2 separate regions of the Homo sapiens genome follow, and region 2 is linked to region 1. A link is a contact called in ENCODE Hi-C or POLR2A ChIA-PET data. All regions are on one chromosome and are shown on one strand. Each heading gives the region's core, a stretch centred on a gene start or an enhancer-like site at or near the end of the contact. The rest is flanking DNA. Distances are from core to core; before and after follow the strand shown.

Region 1 (2,700 bases), core at 120-2,619:
ATTTCCAGAGCAAATCCTTGGAGATGTGCCCCTGCATCACATCCCAAACTAGTTAGTCATTTCAAGTAGAAAGGAGGTACATGTGAAGAAAGAACTTGAAGAATTGTATTTCTGTATCTTTGTGTGTGTGTGTGTGTGTGTGTGTGTGTATGTATGTGTGTGTGTGTGAGGAAGAGAGAGAGACAGAGAGACAGGATCTTCTCTGTCATCCAGGCTGGAGTGCAATGGCACGATCTGAGCTCACTGCAACCTCCGCCTCCCAGGATTAAGCAATTCTTGTGCCTCAGCCTCCTGAATAACTGGGATTACAGGCATGTGCCACCGTGTCTGGCTAATTTTTGTATTTTTTATAGAGACGGGGTTTTGCCATGTTGCCCAGGCTGGTCTCAAACTCCTGAGCTCGGGTGATCCACCTGCCTCAGCCTCCCAAAGTGCTGAGATTATAATAGTGAGCCACCACGCCCGGACTTGTTTCCATATCTTAAAAAAAATAAAAATAAAAAAGCATGGAAATATGAGTTCTTCTGTTCCTTGAAACTGGGAGTGCATTAATTCATTCTTTCATTCAGCAAATATTTTAGGACCTACTATGTGTCAGGCTCTTTTCTAAGGGCTGAGAATTTGAGGCTAAAAAGCAGGGAACAAAAAATTAAATAAACTGACTTCATGGAGCTTACGATGTAGTGAAAGAGACAGACCCAACACATAAATACACAACTTAATACCAGGTAGTGGTAAGTGCTTGGAAGTAAAATAATGTCAGATAAAGAGACAAACAAAAATGGCATGGAACGCTTTTATGAATTATGATCTGGAAAGGACTCTCTGAGGCTTTCTTTTCCTGTCCTTGTTTTATTCCTTATTTCATATCTTTCCTTTTCTTTCCTTCAGTCATGCAGACACCTGATGGAAGAGTCTTCCAGGCAGAAGGAAGGACAAATACCCTTGATATACATGTACTTGGCCGGCATGAGGAAGAGCAATGTGGAAGGTATGGTTGGAACAATGTGAGAGAGGAAGTGAGTACAGGGAGACCAAGTTTGAGACACAGGCAGGGCCAGGTGTTGAAAAGTTTTTAGAGTGCCTGCTTTCCTTGAAATACCATGGGGTGCTTACTCTTGGACACGTATACAGAGGGATACACTCAGATGTAGCTTCTAGTAGAGTCCTGGGTGAGGGGCGTGTTTTGTGGTTTTAATTGTAAGACAATAAAAACGCACAAGGGGAAATTGCTCAAGCTAGATAAATGCAGGGATCCATTGCTGGCCCCACAGGTACCCACAGGGAGGCTGATGAAGGCTAAGATCAATGCAAGGGCTGCTTCAGGGGAATTCAGAGGCGTGTTATATGTCTTATTTCCGGGTGCAGTAGCAGTAACTGGGTCACGCCAGCATTTTTTCAAAAAACCACCTCCCCCGCTTCAGATTACTACCGGCTTCCCTCTTCTAGTAAAAGAGACATCTGCTTCTATGTATAGAAGAGCCTTCAGGCCCTGAATTATAGTGTGGTAATTCATGCTTAACTGTTTTAATGGCTGCATAGCCCTCAGCCTTGCATCTCCTAACGCAGGAGATACTAATTATTAGGCTATAATTCACACTGTGTGAGTTCTTATTGCTCATCTTTCTTGTAGGATACAGATAGTTGGGAACATATAGTGCCTGTGAATGACCAGTATGCTCACTCCAATAACATCAGGCAAGCAATTCCACATAATACTGAAGAAGGTAAGAGTGTAAAGACAGATAACAAAATGGCTTTTGAGAGACAAGGATCATTTTTAACAAAGTGCATTAACTAATTGACAGTGGTAGCAACTGTCTACAGTCTGCTCATACAAAAACTTTTTTTTTCTTTTTGAGATGATGTCTCGTTCTGTCACCCAGGCAGGAGTGCAGTGGCCTGATCTCGGCTCACTGCAACCTCCGCCTCCCAGGTTCAAGCGATTTTCCTGCTTCAGCCTCCCAAGTAGCTGGGATTACAGGCGCCTGCCACCATGCCCAGCTAATTTTTGTATTTTTAGTAGAGACGGGGGTCTCACCATGTTGGCCAGGCTGGTCTCGAACTCTTGACCTCAAGTGATCCACCTGCCTTGGCCTCCCAAAGTGCTGGGATTACAGGCGTGAGCCACCGTGCCTGGCCTGCTGATACAAAAACTTTCTATCAAACCCTTGTAAGGACAAGGGCTTATAAACTAAAGTACAGCCTTTTAAGGGAGACTGCAAAAAGCACTGACATTTGTCTGCAAATTCACCTGCAGATCTGATGAATCTTTTGTGATGGATTTGGGAAACATATTATTTTCTCACAGCTTAAGGAAAAAGTTGTGGTGTCTTTTGAAGGTTCAAGAACTAGAACTTACGAAGCCATGGGAATGATACAAATTGGTAGAAAACAATAACATTCTCACAGCTGGACCATCTGGTGGGTTATTCAGACATAGCTTTGTATATCACTGAGCGGCTGCCATAAAGCACCAGATGAAGATAAGAGCTGGCGTCTACTTCTAATTTTCCAAGGCTTAAATTGCTTTAGTGCCTTAAGTTCTGGAAATGAGAACTTCATCTGCAACAGCCTCAGCATCTTCCAAAATGTAATTTTTTTAAACAAATTATGATGTCAGTAGAACTTTAGGATAAGAACCTTACATCTTCATTATCAACTCTATGCCAGTAAAGTGCGTGTGTCTTTTAAATAAAT
Region 2 (2,700 bases), core at 86-2,585, 150 kb before region 1:
TTTATCTGTTGGAATACAGAAAAGTGGTATTAATTTCTCCACCTCTAAGTGTAATCATGGCACTTCCCCTTACTAATTCATGTATCAGGTTTGTTGTGAGGATTATGTGAATTAATATACGTGAAATGCTTGGACTATTGCCAGGCACATAGTAAGCTCTCAATAAATGTTATTTTCTTATTATATTTATAGAATGTTAATTATTATGAAGGTGGGCAGCTTCTGATGTGACTGCCAATGATCCCAACTTCCTGGTATTCATATCCTTGTGTAATCCCCTCCAGTTGAGTGTGGGCTTAGTTACTTGCTCTTAATAAAAAGAGTATGACAAAAGTGGTGGAAATACTAATGTCTATTAACAGTAGACAGTGGCTTGTATTTTGCTGGACTCTATATCTTTCCCAGCTTTCACACTTTGCAAACTACCATGTTTGAGAGGCCCACCTGGCACAGAATTAGGGATGGTTTCTGTCCAACAGGCTGCAAGGAACTGAATTCTAACAATAACCATGTGAGTGAGCATGGAAGTGGATCCTTTCCCAGTCGAGCCTTGGAATGACTACAGCCCCACAGGACACATTGATTGCAGCTTGTGAAAGACTCTGAAGCAGAGTACCTAGCTAAATTGTGTCCAAATTCCTGACTCACAGAAACTGTGATTTTGTTCTTTTAAGCCACTAAATTTCGGGGCAATTTGTTATGCAACAAGAAATAATACATTTTTTTTGTTATCAGTATCATAATAATCATTATTATTAGCAATATAACATAGAGTTAAGAATATGACCTTATTCTAGAATCAAATGGCCTGAGTTTGAATCCCAGCTCTTCCACTTACTAGCTGTTTGACCTTATGTCAATTATTTTCCTCAACAGCAAGATGGAGCTAATAATAGTTGTGAAGAGTAAATGAATTAATACATGTAAAAACTCAGGCACTTAGTAGGTGCTGTATCTGCTGGATGCTGCTATTATTTAATGAAGTGGAAACCAGTACACAGACCCTGCTCCTGCTAGTATTAGCCATCAGCTCTGGTTTTCTGTTAAAATCTTTTGCAAACCAAGAATTCTTTCTAGTTTTAGTTTATAAATACATTCAGCCCAGTGCTGAGGTGAGAGGCAAACAGAAAGAATAATGGTTTCTACATTATTTTATGAAGAGAAACTGAAAGTCCTTTCAAGTAAACCTTCTTAAAGATAAGGAATTGGTTTCGTTCTCTGAAAGAGAAGTGAAATTTCATGCCATCTTGTCATCTACACTCAAATATTGCATATTACTTAGATGGATTACAGTAGACAGGGGGATAAGCCCTTAGTTTACATTCACAGTTCTTACATGGCAGGCTCAGAGTAACCATACTATTGAATGCTGAGTCAAACAGAAGCCACAGAAGTAATTAGGTTCTAGTAGTCCAAGAAAGAGCTGGGCAGAGGCAAGGTCTAAAGAAATAACTTCACTAGGTAAGAGATTAAAATTTGAGCCAGTGTAAGATCAGACAAAAGCAAGCTTGAAAACAAAGAGGTCATTTATGGAGGCAAAGATTAGGTGTCAAAAGACCTTTAAAGAACAAAAATAATACATCACATTTGTATAGCACTTCAGGGTTTACCACACGTTTTAACACACAGTATTTTATTAGCTCCTCACAACAACTGGGTAAGGCAGTGCTAATATGCTATTCTCATTTTGAAACAAGGCAATGGAAGATCAGTGGGGTTAAGTTACTTACTTGAGTTCACACAGCCACTAAGTGGGATTAGAGTCAAAACTTCTTTCTGATCTGTGTGATAGAATATTTGGTGTGATAAAGCCATTGGGTTATCTTTTTTCATCAGTTCCTGTGTCATCCAAGATAGGATTATTTAGGACTTAACATTCTTGACCAGGAATGTATACTCTGTGAGCAGGGCATGGCAGACACCTTGTAAGTGAGCTTGAATTTTGAGTTCCAAGTTCCAAGTAGGTTTATTTTATTCCAGTTAACAAACTTTGCTTCTCTCCATATTCCTGTTCAGTAGCTATTTTGTGAGACGTTCCAAACTCCCTGAAATCTTTTGATAAAAATTAAGTAAGAAAATGTTAAGTTCCATGGATATTCGAAAGTAATGACTCCCTATTTAAAAACTACCTTGCACTAACTACCTATGACATTTTCACAATATTTTATGGTATAAGTTTGGAGTTGATTTCAGTATAGAAACACCATTTAATATAATGCGGAAAATGGCCCTGGATTATGCTTTTTGCAAACCATACCCGTCATACAATATAGCAACATGAGGTTTTTTTTTTTTATCTAACCTTAAATTTATCCTTCATAAGCAAATAGTTTATATGTCAGTTTTTATCTTTCTTTGCCAAATACTATGTATCAGTAATCTTTATAAATTTTTACTAAATATAAACAATGTGCCTAGGACCCAGAGATGTCCTTAGGCACTGTAGTCTAGAAAAGGACATAAGTTATTATGTCCATGTTAGGGATTTTTTCCTCTCCTTCTAACACTCAATGCCTTCATTATGTAGCCAGTTGAGTGTTTCACGCTGAGGCACCCTTTCAAATGTGCCATTCTTTGGAATGGCCTTAGGATTCTAGATCTTCCTCTTACTCAGCTGGTCTACTGAGTGCCATATGGTATATTAGGTTCTCTGACGATATAGAGTCTTAGTAGGTAAAAATATATGCAAGCACATTCATT

What was found. A loop is a pair of places that touch in the nucleus more often than their neighbours do. ChIA-PET counts read pairs that join two places held with the same protein, here RNA polymerase II (POLR2A). Pooled maps may share reads with other maps.
Region 2: a loop to region 1 is called in a map of naive thymus-derived CD4-positive, alpha-beta T cell, with 3 times the contacts of the local background. The contact joins two enhancer-like sites. A Hi-C loop is called at or near these places in 1 of 168 maps with a recorded cell type or tissue (naive thymus-derived CD4-positive, alpha-beta T cell) and 7 of 50 pooled maps. POLR2A ChIA-PET finds 5 or more read pairs at or near these places in 2 of 52 experiments (PC-9 and activated CD4-positive, alpha-beta T cell).

What each region holds. Positions count from the first base shown.
Region 1 is chr12:45,517,345-45,520,044 of GRCh38, reverse strand. It overlaps LOC105369743 (a long non-coding RNA gene), which reads left to right. Exons shown (of 7, transcript XR_944886.3): 2 at 892-991; 3 at 1,634-1,727. Among named protein-coding and RNA genes, the nearest start is that of LINC00938, 210 kb to the left of the region's middle. Within about 2 kb of position 1,369, at least 3 of the 41 ENCODE cell types and tissues checked have a DNase peak (open chromatin) inside an H3K27ac peak, as active enhancers do.
Region 2 is chr12:45,667,811-45,670,510 of GRCh38, reverse strand. No RefSeq gene overlaps it. Among named protein-coding and RNA genes, the nearest start is that of LINC00938, 59 kb to the left of the region's middle. Within about 2 kb of position 1,335, at least 4 of the 41 ENCODE cell types and tissues checked have a DNase peak (open chromatin) inside an H3K27ac peak, as active enhancers do.